Regions from separate parts of the Homo sapiens genome. Here region 1 is linked to region 2. Evidence: read pairs that join two places in POLR2A ChIA-PET (ENCODE). Cell type or tissue: GM12878. All regions are shown on one strand. Links, peaks and the distances in the headings refer to the core of each region. The heading gives the core; the rest is flanking DNA.

The links. Peaks named below come from ENCODE experiments on the same cell type or tissue, not always from the same donor. Only the 100,000 strongest peaks of a DNase experiment are listed, where the experiment ranks them.
Region 1: POLR2A ChIA-PET joins it to region 2 with 10 read pairs; 4 of 35 experiments call an interaction of 5 or more read pairs at or near these places.

The regions. Positions count from the first base shown.
Region 1 is chr5:143,288,634-143,296,633 of GRCh38, forward strand. It overlaps NR3C1 (nuclear receptor subfamily 3 group C member 1), which reads right to left. Exons shown (of 9, transcript NM_000176.3): 7 at 6,827-6,957. Among named protein-coding and RNA genes, the nearest start is that of ARHGAP26-IT1, 100 kb to the left of the region's middle. In GM12878, for the core only: no CTCF peak of the experiment used is centred there; no DNase peak of the experiment used is centred there.
Region 2 is chr5:143,212,744-143,223,767 of GRCh38, forward strand. It overlaps ARHGAP26 (Rho GTPase activating protein 26), which reads left to right. Exons shown (of 23, transcript NM_001135608.3): 22 at 1,254-1,345; 23 at 9,615-11,024. The coding sequence ends at 9,703. It overlaps LOC124901099 (a long non-coding RNA gene), which reads right to left and starts at 8,680. Exons shown (of 2, transcript XR_007058981.1): 1 at 5,021-8,680; 2 at 1,694-1,856. RefSeq lists enhancers at 1,041-1,090, 1,670-2,218, 2,219-2,767, 4,984-5,083 and a silencer at 4,344-4,443. In GM12878, for the core only: no CTCF peak of the experiment used is centred there; DNase peaks (open chromatin) are centred at 4,595, 5,248, 8,168 and 8,711; H3K4me3 peaks cover 1,091 bases; H3K27ac peaks cover 8,000 bases.

The DNA of each region.
Region 1 (8,000 bases), core at 1-8,000, 74 kb after region 2:
GCTAATTTTTTCTATTTTGTGTAGTGACAGGGTTTCGACATTTTGCCCAGGCTGGTCTCAAACTCCTGGGCTTAAGCGATCTGCCTGCCTTGGCCTCTCAAAGTGGTGGAATTACAGGCATGAACTACCACACCCAGCCCCAAAAGACTTTTTGGTAGAGATTGTCAAGCTAATTAAAAAATACGTGGAAGACCAGGCACAGTGGCTCATGCCTGTAATCCCAGCACTTTGGGAGGCCGAGGTGGGTGGATCACCTGAGGTCAGGGTTTGAGACCAGCCTGGCCAACATGGCGAAACCCCGTCTCTACTAAAAATACAAAAATTAGCCAAGCATGATGGTGGGTGCCTGCAATCCCACTGCTGGGGAGGCTGAGGCTGCGATGAGCCAAGATCATGCCACTGCACTCCAGCCTGGGCAACAATAGTGAGACTCCATCTCAAAAAAAAAAAAAAAAAAGGAAGTGGAAATGCAAGGAAACTAGAATATCCAAAACAACAGTTTGGAAAAGAACAACAGATTTGGAGAATTCATATTACCAAATTTCAAGATTTACTGTAATGCAACAGTAATCAAGACAGGGTGTTATCAATATGAATATAGGCATACAGATCATTGGGTAAGAAATACAGATCGTTGGGTAAGAAAAAGAGTCTGAAAGTAGACCCACACATATACAAACAACTGATTTTCTACAAAATTGCCAAGTAACTCAATAGGGAAAAGAGAGTCAAGTTCTGGAGCAACCAGATATGGATTTTGGGGAAGAAAATGAACCTTGTCCCTTACCTTGCATCATATACTTAAGCATGTGAGCTGAAACTACAGAATTTCTATAAGAAAACAAATAGTAGAAAATCTTTTTAACCCTGGATTAAGCAAAACTTTCTTAGTAAACAAAGACACGAAGCTTTCTTCAAAATTATACACTTTTGCTCATCTCTACATTTTTTTAAGAAAACTGTAAATGTAATCCACTTAAAGAAAACATGCAAAACATATATTTAACAAAGGGCCACATTGAGAATATTTGAACAATTCTTAAAACCCAGTTAAAAAATGGGCAAAAGATTAAAAGAGGCACAATACCAAATAAGAAATATAGGTGGCCAATAAGCCCATGAAAAGATGCTTAATATTTTTAATCATCAGTATACCTACGATGAAAGAGGCTGACAGTACCAAGTACTGAGGAGGATATAGAATGGATCTTAAGAAGTCTCATACATTTCTGGTAAATGTTAACAATTGCGGAAAAGTTTGGCAATTTTAAAAATAAATTTAAACACACACTCAACCTATGTCCCAGTGATCTCACACCTCAGTATTGACCCAAGAGAGATGAAATGTACATCCATATCCTTATTTTTTTGTCTGCTTAATTTGTAAGAAAGGTATAGTAAAATCTCATTATTTTTACTAGATTTATCTAAGTATTCTTGTTCTATGAATTTTTGTATTATGTAATTTGAAACTATATATTTACAATTATTTTTCCTGAACAAATGCTTTAAGGAGTATTTTGCCTTAACATCTATTTTGCTTGGTAATAATGTAGCTCCTTCGGTTTTGTTTTGGTCAATATAGGGGCCAGCAAACTTTGGCCTATGGGCCAAATCCTACTTGCAGCCTGTATTTGTAAATAAAGTTTTATTGGAACACAGCCATGCCTGTTCTATTTGAGTACCGTCAATGACTATGTTCCTGCCACAAGGGCAGAGTTTAGTAGCTGTGACAGAGACTGTGCAAAGCTAACAACATTTACCATCTGGCCCTTTACAGAAAAAGTTGGCCATGTCTTGGGTTATACTATGCAAAGTAGATCCTTTTACTTCAGCCTTTCAATATCTTTATTCAGATATAGCTTTTTTTAAATAGCATAAATTTGGATTATTTCTAAAATCCTGTCAGATTAGCTTGGAGCATTCAGTCCATCTCTACATTTATTTTATTTTTGAGACAGTGTCCCTCTGTCACCCAGTTTGGAGAAGAGTGGCACGATCTTGGCTCACTGCAACCTCCATCTCCCAGGTTCAAATGATTCTTGTGCCTCAGCCTCCCGAGTAGCTAGGATAACAGGCATGCACCACCACACCCGGCTTTTTATAGTTTTAGTAGAGTCGGGGTTTCGCCATGTTGGTCAGGCTGGTCTCGAACTCCTGACCTCAAGTGATCTGCCCACAGCCTCCCAAAGTGCTGGGATTATAGGTGTGAGCCACTACACCTGGCCCCATCTCTATATTTAATGAAACTAAACTACTGATGTGTTTGAATTTAGCTGTACTAATGTACCTTATCTGTTACTTCCTGTTATCATGCCCTTGTTTATGCATTTTTTTCTCCCTCCTCTCATGTCTTTCATTCTTTTGGATTGTTTTTCTTAGGTATTCTCTTCCCCCAATGGTTTGGTACTTTGCATACCCTGCATACCCTATTTCTAGTTGTCATCCTTGAAACTTACTTTAGTTCTACTTTTTAGCCCTCAAGGAAATTGTTACTGTTGTTATTTTATATACATAGTAAATGTCAGTTTAAATGTATCTATATTATTTACCACTTTTGTTATTCTTCAGTCCTTCTTAAAGATGGGATTACTTTTATTATTTTTTTTCTAAGATGGAGTCTCCCTCTGTCACTAGGCTGGAGTGCAGTGGTGCTATCTTGGCTCTCTGCAACCTCTACGTCCCAGGTTCAAGTGATTCTCCTGCCTCAGCCTCCTGAGTAGCTGGGACTACAGGCGCGCACCACCACCCCCAGCTAAGTTTTGTATTTCTAGTAGAGATGGGGTTTTACCACGTAAGCCAGGATGGTCTTGATCTCTTGACTCTGTGATCTGCCTGCCTCAGCCTCCCAAAGTGTTGGGATTACCGGTGTGAGCCACCACGCCTGGCTGGGATATATCCTCTAATAATTTTTTAGTGAGCATCTGGTGGCAAACTTTATTTTCACCTCCTAGTTAAAAAAATAGCTGATTGGTGTACTTAGAGCATTCAAATTTAAAGTAATTACTGATACAGCTGGATTAATGTCTACTATGTTTATATTGCATTTGAGTTTGGGGGAATTTCCTTTGACCTATCTATCTTCAAGCTCACTGACTCTTTGCTTGGCTGTGCTCAGTCTACTGATGAGCCCATCAACATCATTCTGCATTTCCTTACAGCATTCCTTAGCATTTATTTTTAGAGTTTCCATCTCTCTGCGTACATCACTTCTTGCATGTTGTCTACTTTTTTCCATTGGAGCCTTTAACCTACTAATCATAGGTATTGTAAATTCCCTATCTGATAATTGAAATATTTGTGTCATATCTGAGGACTGCTTCTGATGCTTGTTTTGTCTCTTCAGACCGTGGGTTTTTCTTGCCTTTTAGCATGCCTTGTAGTTTTTTTGCTGAAAGCTGGACATGATTGATATATCAAAACTGAAGTAATTAGACTTTTAGTGTGAGGTTTCATGCTAATCTGGCTAGGAGCTGGGCTGTATTTAATGTTTGCCATAATTGTAGGTACTGGAGGCTTCAGTTTCCTCTAGTTTCCTTGTTTTTATTTACTTTTTCTTCTGTTGTTTTTGGGTTTCCTAAGAGCTCCTTAAACAGCTTGTGTCTTGCAGCTCTCTCAGTTGTAATCCACTGTTATTTTATCCTGGAGCCCTGTTTATATGGTGGTAAGGTGTTGGGGAGGGGGAGGGGAATTGTTTTTTAATCTTTATGATTAAATCTCAGTTTTTTTTAGTGGGTCTGAATCCCTGGGCTGTGACTTTCAGAAATGAGACAAGAAGGCTAAGGAAGGGCTAGAATCCTCTATTTGCCTTTCCCCCAGGTCACATAAGGGCCTGTTGAATTAGTTTTCCTTACAGGGCAGGCCTTTTGTTGTGAACACTCTGCTACGTATTTCCAAATTTTACCTTCCCTCTACTCCTACCAGAAAAAGGAGGGAATTTTTCTTGCATCTTCACCATAAGAACCTTGTGGAGTTTCTGGAAGTTAGAAATTTTGTGGGGTAAACCCAAGAAATTGCAGGAAACCCCCACTAAGACTGGGTCCCTGGGAGTTTTTAACTCTGAAGCTAGTCCTCACTCAGCCTCCAGCAATTCATCAAAATTGCCATAGTCTTCCTGGCTTCAGTGGCATCTTTTCCCAAATTGCCATAGTCTTCCTGGCTTCAGTGGCATCTTTTCCCAGTAAGCTGATCTTGGCTGTTTCTCTGTATTTGTCTATTCTTCTAGATTTTGAAGTGGTGGTTTGTCCTATGACCTCCATTCTCTGAGGGATCTAAGAAAAGTCATTGCTTTTCCAGTTTCTATAGCTTTGTTGCCATTTTCCTGTTGTGATTTTCAGTACCTACAGATTTCCCTTGTGGTTTATATACACAAACATATACACAATCATTAAAAACAATTGTATTCTTCTGCTTTTAGATCCATCCACTGCCTTTTCAACTGCATTTATATTTCCATCCCTTGTTTTTAAACTTACTAAATATACAGAACCAGTCCAAATGCCCATCAATCAACGAGTGGATAAAGAAAATGTGGTATATATATACCATGGAATACTACTCAGCCACAAAAAGGAACAAAATAATGGCATTTGCAGCAACCTGGATGGAACTGGAAACCATTATTGTAAGTGAAGTAACCCAGGAATGGGAAACCAAATATTGCATGTTCTCACTTCTAAGTGGGAGCTAAACTATGAAGATGCAAAGGCATGAGAATGATATTATGGACTTTGTGGACTAGGGTTGGGGAGGGGATGAGGGATGAAAGACTACACATTGGGTACAGTGTACACTGCTCGGGTGATGGGTGCACCAAAATCCCAGAAATCACCACTAAAGAACTTATTCATGTAACCTACCACTACCTGTTCCCCAAAAACCTATTGAAATCATTTTAAAAAAGATTATAAACTTAAAAAAACCCCAACTTACTAAACTTACTAATTTACCAGGTTCTACAAATGCCGTCAAAGAGCAAGTTGGCTTGAGTTCCACTTATCTCTGTAGGTTCCTGCCTTCACTTAGTTCTTAATTTTTTTAGTCTAGCATTTTTGGTGGGAGGTTATATACCTATTCCAGTAGTCTATCATAGTAGAAGTCTATATCTTAAGGTATATATTTCCATCCTTATGATTCTATTATTTTTTAACAAGAAGAACTCGTGATATTATTTACAATGAAAAAAATCATATAGCTCAATTAGTCTGGGATGTATACAATTGAAACCATTCTTTTTTTTTTTTTTTTAAACAAGTAAAGTTGTTAGTATCCAGGCACTGAATTATACCTTCATGGTATCAATCAAAGCTATGATCAGAATTTTATGTAACTGCTTAATCACTTCTTTAACAAGTGTACCGCTACAGGTAACATTAAACGTCTCTAGCAATGATCTTTATCGGGTTCTCTTGCCTTGACTGAAATATTATTAATACTTCTTATATCCATTAACATAAAATAACTTTTTGTTGAGCAAAAATAGTGTGAAAACATTAAGATGAATGTGCGCTTTGGAAATGTTTAAATAGATATGAAATGATTAAATAAAATCACAGTCTTGTGCAACATCCATAGCTTACAGTTATTTGGCAACTATGAAACCACAGTTACTAATGGAATTAAGACTTTTTAAAAAATTGCAAATGTACTTATTTGTATATGAAAGAGGTATTCAGCTATTAACTCAGTATTTAATAAACATTGATATGTAATTTTTACTTGAAATGGCCTAAGGTTTATAATACCAACTAGTTCATAGAGCTTTTTTTAAAAAAGACTTTTTTTAGAGCAGTTTTAAGTTCACAGCAAAATTGGGAGGAAGGTACAGAGATTTTTCATATACCTCCTGTCCCACACATCATCACCCAAAGTCCATAGTTGAGGGTTCACTCTTGGTGGTGGACATTCTTTGGGTTTGGATAAATGTATAATGACATGTTTCCACCATTGTAGTATCATACGAAGTATTTTCACTGCCCTAAAAATCCTCTGTGCTCTGCACATTTATCCCTCCCTTCCTTCTAAACCCTGGCAACCGCTGATTTTTTTTTGCTGTCTTCACAGTTTTGCCTTTTATGGAATGTTATATAGTTAGAATCACACAGTATGTAGCCCTTTCAGATTAGCTTTTTTCACTTAGTAATATGCATTTAACGTCCCTCCATGTGTTTTCATGGCTTGACAGCTTATTTCTTTTTAGTCCTCAATAGTATTCCATCATCTGGATGTATCATAGTTTATCACTTCACCTACTGAAGGACATCTTTGTCTTTGCTAGCTAAAAAGTAATCTCACAGAAGTTCGTTTTATAAACTCTTGTTGCCATTTTCTAGATAATGAATCTCTGACAATCCAGCTCCCATGCTATGTTAACCAATCCCCAATAGTAATTAAGCACACCTTTTCTAGGATGCGCCTTTTTCTCCCATAATTTCTCATACATGCTAATACTCATTAGGAAACTAAAATTTTTAACCAAATAACAGTGTAGTGGACAAAATCACTGTAGTTAGCTTTCTTTTTCCATGTCTTCCCATGATCAAAGATCAAAGGAAGGAAGGAGAAAAAAGTCTACACAGATTCTTATCAACAGAGATCCCTATGCAGCTCATATACCTCTCTGTTTCTGCCATACCTATTTGTCTTATTAATCTTGGTGTCACTTACTGTGCCTTTCTAATATTTTACATTCATAAAAATCATCTGACTAGTAGGAAATAATAGTAGACTTGGTATAATTATTAGTACTATGTATATAAATTAACCTTTGTTTCTAGGCCTTCATATTTCATGCTTTTGACATAAGGTGAAAAGGTGTTCTACCAACCTGAAGAGAGAAGCAGTAAGGTTTTCATACAGAGATACTCTTCATAAGATACCTGAAGCCTGTGTAACTCAGAGGAAACATACAGCATGTGTTTACATTGGTCGTACATGCAGGGTAGAGTCATTCTCTGCCTGTGAAAGATAAATAGCAGGGTATTAGTTAGAAATACTGCTACTTCCCCCCAAAAAGCACATTTTTGTTTTGTTTTGCAAAACTATGAACTCATAAAGAAAAACAACTACTGCAATAATATTATTGCTAATTCCCTATAAAATCAGAATTTTGGAGAACTTTCCTTAAACTTCCTGCATCTTGGCTGTTTAAATAGACTAATGAATAATCTAATGTAACAGTGGAGATATTATTTTCTATCATGCATGCCATGTATTATTTTATTATTTAATTAAAGTGTTAGAATTCTTATAGAACTTATTACTAGTTGCTCATTTAAATCAAGGTTTATCATTTGAATACGGTCAATTAGACGACAGTTTTAGGTCCTACACACTTGATTTTTAAAGGTAAATTTTTTCACAGCAGTCCATCCTAAAGACAAAAATGTGTGACACTGTTCACAGTTATGCAGAGGGCGAGACCTAGAACTTGATTCTAGACTTCTGATGCTCAAAATCTGCCTCTGACAGGCATATGCCTTAATATTCTTTAAACTAAAGGTACTAAACCAATTCTTGCTTATGATTCTGAAGTCATTACATACCTATGATTTTCAAATAGGTCTCTAAAGTTTCCTGACTTGTGAAATGACACTAAGAGCCTGAAACTGGGCCCAGTTCACAGCTTTTAAAATGCTTCAAGATTTTTTTTTTTTTTTAAGTTTCTGACAGAAAGTCGTCTTGGACTTAACAACAGAAAGGTTATTATTTTTCTCTACTGAATATGTGGTTTATTCCTTTATATAAAATAAATTAGACATGACTTATATGCTGCCAAAGTGATCAGAGGCTCTTCAAATTTAAAATCTGCTCTTACCGAAGAGGCACCTCCCTAGTCCTTAATAGTAGGTAAAGCACTCCTTTTCTGGGAGGCACCTTTTTTTCCTTTAGTTTCTTGTACATGGTTATACTCATATAACTGAAAATTTCAACAAAGTTATAGTGTAGTAGAATAAGTAAAAACTCATTCTTGTTGGCTGTAAAAACAACAACAATTTTTT
Region 2 (11,024 bases), core at 1,740-9,739:
AATATTTACCACCCGGCCCTTTGCAGAGAAAGTTTGCCACCTTCTGCTCTAGAACAGTGGTTCTCAACCCTCACTGCACGTTGGAATTACTTGGAGAGCTTTTTTAAAATACTGATGCCTGGCCGGGCGCGGTGGCTCACGCCTGTAATCCCAGCACTTTGGGAGGCTGAGGCAGGCGGATCACGAGGTCAGGAGATTGAGACCATCCTGGCTAACACGGTGAAACCCTGTCTCTACTAAAAATACAATAAATTAGCCAGGCTTGGTAGCAGGCGCCTGTAGTCCCAGCTACTCGGGAGGCTGAGGCAGGAGAATGGCGTGAACCCAGGAGGCGGAGCTTGCAGTGAGCCGAGATCGCACCACTGCACTCCAGCCTGGGCGACAGAGCAAGACTCCGTCTAAACAAACAAACAAAAACTACTGATGCCTGTATAATATCTGCATATCTGGGTAGAACCTAGACATCTGCATTTTCTAAATGCTCCCCAGGTGTTTCGGATGCACAGTGAGAGTGATTGTAAACATTCAACGGACATGAGAAAAGCAAAAACAAACCAAAAAAAATGCCTCATGTCCCCTCTCCCTTCTTCCTCCTCCCCACACTCCCCATACAGGTGCACGTGTGTGCTCATGCACACACATGTGTAATTGCCCTCATGCACCTTGTCTATTCCCTCCCCTGGGGGTTGGAGAGCTCCAGCTCTGGAATCCTGTCTCACCAGCAAGACCCAGTCTAGTAAGAAATCAGGAACATCTGGGAGAGCTCATGTCCGCCCGTGGCCTGGAACTGAAACTTGGCTTTGCTGGAATTTCTTCTTTTTGACTCACTGAGCATTGCCAGCTTTCAACAGGTTCTGTTGGGAGTGTGTTCCCCAGAGCAGCTTGGAACTTCTTTCCTGCCCCTGCTTCCCTCCCTTCCCCCAAGGCACTCCTGCTCCAAAAATGGGGCCCAGCCTGCCCTCCCGCTGTTTGGCTGTTGTAACTCCCAGGTAAAGTTTTAACATGGCACAAGGTGACCCCACAAAAAGTGTAGTTTCTTGAAGCTTATGGCTTTTCTCTGAATATTTCTCATTTTTCTCCTGTGATCTTTGCAGCTTTCCCACCTCATGTCTTGCCATCTGGCTGCCTTGCCAGGCACTTCCCACGAGAGGGGACTAGGTAGCTTACAGGGAAAGGGAAGAAGAGAGATGAAATGTCTGGGGCTTTCTAAGGGTTTTTTCAAAAATGTTAAATAAACTCCTGTTTTCACACAGCACACCGTTCCGGAAGGCAAAAGCCTTGTATGCCTGCAAAGCTGAACATGACTCAGAACTTTCGTTCACAGCAGGCACGGTCTTCGATAACGGTGAGTTTCTCATCCCCTCACAAAGATATGGGCGGGGGGCGGGGGCAAGGGGAGCACATAAATAACTGGCATTTTCAAAGCTCCTCCCGAGGGAAAATCTCAATACAATGGGTAAGAAAAAAAGTGTGTGTGCGTCTGTGTGTGTTGGTTTCTGTGTCTTTTCCCAAAATAAAATAGCAGCAGCAGGACTTCCGGAGACATTGTGAAGAGTGGACTAGTGTAATCAGCTCCATGTTGAGTTGTTACCACTGTAAATGAGATTGTGCCTGCAAAAGACCCAGCCCAGGACCTGGAAGTGGCTTTAAGAGATCATACACATCACATGTTTAAAATGGTACTCAACATGTATTAAGCATTCACTAAATTAATATTTTTATTATTAAAACCATCATCATCATTGTATCCATCTTCGAAAAAGGCCCTGATGCTCTCATAGTTCACAGTGACAGTTTTTCCTCACTTTTGTCTGGGCAGTGGGTGCTGCACCTGATTCCGTGGGTCCTGGCTGCATCTGTAAACACATTCCAGGCCAGAGCAGAGATGAGTTCCTGGGGACCAGCCCTTGACTGTAGTCACGTCCACAGGGGCTGCCATTGTGTGTGCCCAGCCCCTGCATTCAGCATAGCAGAGATATCCATCAGGTACAGGTAGACAAAAGGGGGAACAAGGCACAGAACATGAGGGTCTCTCCCAGGTCACACTCAACCCTTGGCCTTCTGGGTCAGCAGGAGTGGGAGGGATTACCCCAGAACTGCATGTGGGCGTCTGAGTCTGCATTCCCTTTTATCGTTCTCAAAGCCTCAAGCACTGTCCTTAAGCCTTTGCTCCATTAACTTTCATCTAGGCCCTTTATAAATCAAAATGCACGAACAGCCAGCCCAGCCACCTCTCCTGTCCACAGCTGGTGCTTGCAGGCCCCAGCAGACTGCAGGTGCAGTGGGTCTGCTGAAGGCTGTCCAAAGCCATTTCACTGGTGAGTGTCCCCCACACAGGCCCAGGCGGCGGAGTCCTGGCCCTGCCGTAACATGACACGGCCCTTGCAGAAGACAAACCAGAATGGGCTGCGTTGCTTGGGCTTCTGCCCCCCTGCTTTGTCAGCAAGGAAGGGGCTTCTGCCTATAGAAGAGCAGGATTTGAGAGATTCCTACATTGACAGGTGAATCCAGGGCTTAAAGGTCTGTCCTCTAAGTCCCAATTCACTGCTCATATGGGCAGGGGATCATCATGTTTCTAACAACCATTCCCTCTGACAACACAAAGGACTCCTGATCTCAGGGGCAGAATTGTTTTAAACTATCAAAAGTTATGTATATGCTTCTGTCTTCTTTTTGATTCCTTTTGGTGAGTGCAGCCTTCTTCCATTTTTTAACGGTTTATTAAGATAGCCATACAACATACAATTTACCCATTTAAAATGTACAATTCAATGGTTTTTAGTATATTCAGAGTTGTGCAACCATTGCCACTATATAATTCCAGAATATTTTCATCACCCCCAAAAGAAACCCCATACCTTTTAGCAGTCATGCCCCACTTACCACAACCCATTTCCATCCAGCCCAAGGCAACCACTCTTCTACTTTGTCTCTCTAGATTTGCCTGCTCCGGACATTTCATACAAATGGAATTATATAGTATGTGATCTTTGAAACTGGATTCTTTAGTTTGCATAATGTTTTCAAGGTTCATCCACATTGTAGCATGTCAGAACCTTCTTCCTTTTTATGTGCGATGGTATGGATATAGCACATTTTATGTAAGCTTATTCATCAGTAGATGGGCACGTTGTTTCCTCTTTTTGGCTGCTTGAATAATGCTGCTGTGAACATGTGTGTAGGTTTTTGTGAGGGCGTAGGTTTCCAGTTCTCTTGGGGATATACCTAGGAGTGGGATTGCAGGGTCATATTAATTCCGTGTTTAAGTGTTTGAGGAAATGCCGAACTGTTTCACAAAGAAGTTGCACCATTTTACCATTTTATGTTCCTACCTTCTTTCATTTTTAAGTCTTTCTGCAGTAGCTTAAATAGTTAAGCATAAAGGGGGAAAAAGGAAGAGAAGCCTGGATGATTGTTAACTGCCAAGTCCTTTTTTTCCCCAGCAGAGTGTCCTTCAGCTTCCACAGCCATCTTCACTGCCACACCGAAGCTCCGGGCACCTCCACCTCTCACCTGGGCACTTCCACTGGCCGCCTGACACATCTTCTCACATCTGCTCTTGCTGCCATAACCCCCTCTTTACAGAGCAGCGAGAGTGATCTTTGAAAAACGGAAATGGCATTAAAGCCCTTCAGTGGCCTCCCATTGCTCTGAGAATTACTTACAAGGCCCTCCAGGGCCCAGTTCCTGCCCCTCTGACCTCACGCCCTCACTTGACATACTACAGCCTCATGCCTTCTTCATGTTCTCAAGCAAGGTCGGCAAACTATGACCTGCCCGTCAAATCCAACCTGCCACCTGTCACCTAACAATTCTGTAACTGCTCCCACATACAACATGGTCGTCATCATAAATCCTATAGGTATTGTTGAGAGCAGGAGGAAAGTTTGGTTGAGTGAGTGAGAGACCTTACCCAAGCCTTCCTGTGGTCTCTAGGAGTCATGGCAGAGTTCGCTGACACTGGTCTGCTTTTAACCAGCCTTGCCAGTGACCTTTCAAATTCCCTGAGGAGCAAAAGGCCAAATTGAACCTGAAAGAAAACACCTCTCAGTGTTGACTGAGTTGCAGTAGAAAATGGACCTGACAAAACGTTAGTACACTTTCTCAATTGGGTTAGCTCAAAATATGTTATTAGGTCTTTTTTCCAGAGGAAAATGCTTACACAGACCCTCTTCCTCCCCACTCCTTCACCTCTACAGGAGAAAATGAGGCATTACAGAACACTATTATTCTGTCAGGCGGTGGGTGGGGTGGGGGGTCTTTTTCCTTGTTCCATTTCTTGTTAGTTTACTGCTGGGGATATGAGGTAAAGGCTGTTTAATTTGTATGCTGTGTAGTTGTCAGATTAAATGATCAAACCAATCAGAAAGTGCACGTGTGTGTGTGTATGTGTGTCTTTTTGTGTGTTTCAGGATTAAGAAGAATGAATAAGGAAGAGGAAAAGGGAGGGGCCCGTGGAGGGGAAAGTCTGTTGTTTCGTAATGATTAATCTTGAAGCCTTTGGATTCCAGGGGCCCCTACTGTGACTCTGGAGTGGCTGCTGCTGTCAGCTCATGGGCTTTGTGCAGTGGGAAATGGATGTGCAATACGTGCAATACCTAGAAATAATTCCAGTGTCATCCCTGGCCAATCTACTGGGAAACTGTCCATTTCAACAAGAGCACCTCAGACAGTAACTGGAAAGAGAAATAGCTCATATTCTCAGGAACGTTAGTCATCTTGAAGCAGCATGATTCGTGATACCTGGAAAATGCACATGGCAGTCACTAAAATTGGGTTCTAGGGATACTTTTAATAAGATTTGAGAGGAGCTGGATCCATTCATTCCCATGGTACCTAACACAGCACCACTACACAGCAGGCCTGTCCCAAATTTCCTTTGCTGCTGGAGAACATCCTCATGGGGGAGCCCCCAAGCTGCCTAGGAAATGGGTTAACAGGAGGGCACTCAGGGATCTCCTTCAGTTTCTCCAGCCATCTTCGCTGCCACGCCCAAGCCCAGGCCACCTTCACCTCTCACCTGGGCGCTTCCACTGGCCGCCTGACACATCTTGTCACTGGCTTCCACTCTTGCTCCCAGAACCCCTTCTTCACATAGCAGCAAGAGTCATCTTTGAAAATGAAAATCACATCATGTTATTTCCTGCTTAAAATCTATCAGTGGCCTCCCACTGCTCTGAGAATGACTTACAAGGCCCCTAGGGCCTAGTTCCTACCCCTCTGACCTCCTCTCACCCTCACTTGACATACTGCAGCTTTGCAGGCCTTCTTTATGTTCTCAAGTAAGGTCAGCAAACTATGACCTGCCAGTCAAATCCAACCCGCCACCTGTTTTTGTAAATAAAGCTTTACTGGAACACAGACACTCATGCCTTTGTGTCTGCGTGTTATCTGTGGCACTACAGTGGCAGAGTTAAGGAGAGAGACACTCTCACTATGAGGCCCTTTAAGAAATAGATGCACACCACTGTTCTAAAATCATGCCCAGCTTTTTCCCGTCACAGGGCCGTTGTACTTGCACTACCCACTGCTCTAGTCTTTCTCTCTCCTTTTACCACTACCTAAAATTATATGCTTGCTTATTGCTTGATTGTCCTGCCGAGCAAAATCTGGTCTGCTTGTTCTGTGCTATGTGCAAGGACCTAGCATGGTGTCTAGCACGTGGTAGGTGCTCAGTAAACATTTGTTAAATGAGTGAATGTACTTTAATTACCCAGGGGTCTGCACCTCTTTTAGTTAAGACTTCTTTTGGGGACAGTCAGCCATTAGAGACCTTAGTCACACACTTGCTCCCTGTCCATGGTGAGTGAAGGAGGGCAGAAGACATGAGTTGTGTACACAGGGATGTATGGTGTACATGGGTAGAGCCGAGAGAAAGTGGTTGGCAGGAAGCTCACCCATGTCCCCAGCAGCTTATATTTAGTATATGCTGTTGAGCTGAAGAGCCACTCAGGCAGCTTGTGGCAACACCTTTTGTGTTTGTATAGCATGTTGGACACTGGTGCAGTTCAGTGTTGCACATTGGCGCCATTCAGCCCAACAAGCACTTAGCATCTTTGATGTTCAGAGCATTGGGCTAGGCAACAGCAGTAGTAGTTAAGGTGACAGACTCTGGGATCAGATGTCTTGGTCTCTGATTCATTTTCATTGTCTACCAGCTATTAATATTTAATTTTGGCCAAGATGCTTAACTTTTCACAGCCACAGTTTTTCATCAGTAAAGTGAGGATAATAGCAGAACCAACTCCATAGTCATTCTGAAGATGAAAGGAGGAAACTCAGGTGTGAAGTGCGTATTCGCAAAGGGTCTGCCACCTGGCATGTGCTCAACATGTTATCATCCTTATCAGCATGGGTCACACCCTCTGGTTAAATAGAGGCCTGATACAGTGGGAAGGGAGTTGGTCTCTGGAGTCAAACAAGCTGGGTTCAAATTTTGGTTCCAGTATTATGACCATGCACAAATTATTTTACCTCTCTGAGCCTTAATTTTCTCATCTGCAAAATACAGATAATAATAATACAAGCTGGGATCCTGAGGATCAAATGAATCAACATGTCTAAAACTCCAAGCACACAGCAGCTTCATAACATATCTAAGTGTTAGCTTGTATCATTATAATTCACGAGGCAGAAGGGAGTTACTGAAGGTTGTGGAGCCAGGAAGTGCTATAATCCAAACCAAAACGCACTGAAAAACTAGATAGAGAAGCAAAGCTTAGCACGTTTGAACAGCATATAAATAGGACCCATGAATACTATGTGGAATGTACTATGAGCATTTTAGGTGTCTGGAGGAGGAGGGAGCAGGTAGAAGGGATTCCATGGTAGTATTTACAAAGGAAGTGGGGCTTCAGCTAAGCCTTTACATGGAAACAGAAGACAGCAGAAAGAAAGGGGGCACTGGTGCTGCCTCCCTCCTCTATTAGTAAATGACAATTTGCATTTTATCTCAGAGGCATTTGGGCACAGAAAAGTTATAGCTCCTAACTTCCTGTGAGCTAGTGAAAATACAGGTTCCTGTGTCCCATTCCCAGAGATTCTGCTTTAATTGATTTGCCATGGGGCCCAGGAATGTGCAGTTTGAATAAGCATCCTGAGGGTTCCGAAGCACATGGTCTGGCACATGCTTTCGTATAAATCCTGGCTTGAAGCCTCAGTGAGTCAGCAGTCCAACCCAAAGGCTGTGTTATCTCCTGCCATCTCCTGTGACCTACCTTTTGGCCTCCAGTTTGGAGGGCCTCTCTTGTCCCCTCTAATTCTTCCCTTAGCCCTCAAATTGCATTGTAAATGTTTTCACCCCAGTACCTGTGCTGTGGGTGAACAGCTAGCCAGGAAAAGGAGAAAGGTCTGAAGGAGATGGACTCAGTGCATCCAGTAGAGTAATAACTCAACTTGGAGCTTGGCTATAAAGCGGGAGGGCCTGGTTTTTGTTTTTTTGTTTTGTCAGTCTGGCTGCTTTATTCTTTCTACGTTTTTATTTTGGAGAATGGGTTTGATTTGTTAATTTTATTCTAAACATTTGATTTTTCCTGAAGCTTAGGTGGGTGGTAAGGGCCATCTGGTTTTACTAGGTCGCTACTAGGAGGGGGTCTTGCTGAGCAGTCCCGATCCAGGGTCTCCTACTGACTAGCCTGTACTGAGCATTTGCTCTGTGCCTGGCTCTGTGCCGAGTGCTTTATCCACACCAGCTCCTTTCATATTTGCAAGAACCCAGTAAAGGGAAGAGGGTCTTGTTGTCACCAGTATGAAGTGCAGAAACTGAAGTGATCTTGGAAGCTTTGGTTGGATGGATGGGCAGAGGGCAGGGGTATATGGGTGTTCTTTAAGAGTGGCATGGGAGAGCTTTGGTCATTGGAGAGGCCAGGTTGCTTTTAAGTTGTGTCTTCTTCCAAGGCACTTCTCTCCCAGACTGTCTCTTGTGTGGGTTGTCATGAACCCAAAGTATCCTTGCTGTTTATTCCTGAAGCTTAGTGATCTGAAATTGGCCAACTTTGGAGGCCAACTAATAGATGTTTAACCTTGTCTTTTCCTAAGGAGGCACTCAAGGTGTACCCAAAGTTGACTGACACTGATCTTCTGGAAGCCTCAAGGCTGATTCTTTTGCTGCCTCCCATTTGTCTCCTTTGGTTTCTGTTCTTGCGTCTTTCCCTACAAACTGAAACTAGAATTCTGTAGCAGTGTCGGAGCGGAAATGCTTTTCTAAAACAAGCTCAGGAAGTCATTTAATTAGCCCAGGAAGGGAATAGGGGAAAATCTATTCTCTCCAAATAATCTTGGAAAATTGGAGTTTTCCTAACACATTAAGAGTAAATGTCCTGCCTCACTGCAGAGTGATCTGTACATCTTCAGTTGACAAGCATGAACATCCCCCACCTCTTAGTCCCATGATTCCTTCTCTCTTCCTTCCTGCTATTGACTACTGTGCAGACTCAGCTGGATTTTAGATAATCTTTATAATATCACAATGGTTTCCATGGAGATGGATCATGATGTCACAAAAGTAGATATATATTCTTTGGATACTGAAAAATCAAAGGGCAATAGAGGGAGGAAGAGAAGAATTTTCAAACTGGTATATAGAGGAGGGGGAAATCTAGAGAACAGGAAAGAAAACTAAGAAAGGGTGTGAGTGAAACAGAGAAATGGCTATTCAAAGGCTATTCAAAATGACAGCAACCAAAAAAAAAAAAAAAAAAAACCCCAGAAAATTTGCAAGGAAATTAGAAGCAGGGGGTAAGGATTTGAAGGAAAGTAAGATGATGACAAGAAGCTGGATTGATTGATTGAGACAGGGTCTTGCTCTGTCGCCCAGGCTGGAGTGCAGTGGTGCAATCACGGCTCACTGCAGCCTCGACCTGCTGAGCCCAAGCGATCCTCCCGCTTCGGCACTCCCCCTCCTCCAAGTAGCTGGGACTACAGACACGCTCCATCAAACCTAGGTAGTTTTTGTATATTTTGTAGAGACAAGGTTTTGCCATGTTGCCCAGGCTGTTCTTAAACTCCTGGGCTAAAGCAATTCACCTGCCTCAGCCTCCCAAGGTACTGGCATTACAGGCGTGAACCACCAGGCCCAGCCTCTAGAAGCTGGATATCTTTAAAGAGTAGTTCTTAGCAGTCTTCCATGGGCACTGCACTGAGTACATAGTTGATACTGGGCAGGTGGGTGGGTGGATGGATGGAAGGAAGGAAGGAAGGAAGGAAGGATGGAAGGATGGATACATGTATGGATGGACCAGGACAACTGTTGCCCTCTAACAAGAGTAGGAATCTGTCACTTCTTTGTAGTTTAAACCAGGAGCTTCAGAAAATCCGTGAAACCCCTAAAATTGTACACAAAATTTTGTATGTCTGTGTCTGTTTCCTTTTTCATTGTAAAGAAAGTTCAGGACAGCTTTCATCAGAAGGCTTATATTCCACAAAAGGTTCAGAACCTTTGGTTTAAACTTCTAGAATGATGTAACTTAATAAGTGATTGTACTCATTGTCCAAGCTTCCTTCATACACACACACACACACACACACACACACACACACACACCCCACACACACATCTGCCGCCTGCTCTATCTGTAATGCCATCTCTTCTCGCTTTCTCTCCCCTTCCTGTACAGTTCACCCATCTCAGGAGCCTGGCTGGTTGGAGGGGACTCTGAACGGAAAGACTGGCCTCATCCCTGAGAATTACGTGGAGTTCCTCTAACCGTGGGCCCCAGCAGAACTGCTGAGCTTTACATGGTATCCATGACAACTGCTGATTCCAGTGTCGAGGCCATTTCTCTTTGCCACTGAGAAATGCAGCGTGACTGACTCTGTTGCTACCTGTCAACATGAATGTTTCTGTGAGCTCTGGTGTCACTCATCTCCATGATCATCTCAGCCAACATGCATCAGTACTGCAAGAAAAGAAGTCAATCAGCAGAGGAGAGCATTTGATAACTAAGAGGAAGACTTGCAAAGCCGTTTTCTCATGAGTACCCTGAATAGGGGGCACTCATTTTGTTTCAACGGTCCAAACGCCCAACCTTCAGAAAGAGGAAGTCAGATAGAAATAGTCCCTGAGAGCACACTGTGTAGCTAAGCCTGCTGGGGCTGGGTGAAGAAATTGGCGCTGAGATCCAGGCTGGATCCATTGCTTTTGTTTACAATAGGCACTCTCTCTACCCCACCTCTCAGTACTTGAGACTTAAAGTGCTACAGGCAGCTGGATCTGTTTGCATGCAGGATGAAGAGGGTTAAAACACTGTTTATATAAGATCCAATCTCTCACCATCTCTAAAGCAGCCGTTGGCCTGTCATCAGTGAGATACAATCCAGTCTTCTCATGCACGGGAACACACACACCCTGCGTTTCTCCCTCCCAGGCTAGGAACCTCTCTGCCACCAAGGGCTGCCATCCATCGCCTAGTAACCACGGCAACCCAACCTACTCTAAAACCAAACCAAAAAAATAAAATAACACATCCTCTTTGCATGACACATTTTTTTTCTCCCCTTTTTGGTACACTTTTTTTGAATGGTTTTCTAACAACTTGAAGCACAGGATCAAGGAATTAGGGTGGTCTACTTGAGGCAGATGGGATAGTAGCTGGGAACTGTTCCCTTTCTGATTAATTTCAGCAGCATCGGAATATATTTGGAGCACACCCTAGTAACCTCTTGAGATTAAATTACATAGTCTTAATATTTCTGTTCCTCCATGCAACTGATGTTTGTTTTTTAAAGGGTAAGATGCTGCCTCCCAATGGGTGATGCCATCTGACTGGTTTCCCCATGTCCTCCCATTCACCCATCTCTGCTCCCACCCTTGCCTGCCTCTAACCCACCACTGGCCAGCCCCCTTGCCCTACTCTGGGCTGCTGAACACTGGTGCTGTGGTGGTTTTCAAGGTTAATTCCTAGGCTAACCGTATGGCCTATAGTTTAAAAGCACATCTATGTTCACTGCCACTCTGAAAAAGGGAATTATTTCTCAGTCTTTCAAGGCTTGAGACTAATATAGGCCATTGTGATTCAGGAAGAAAC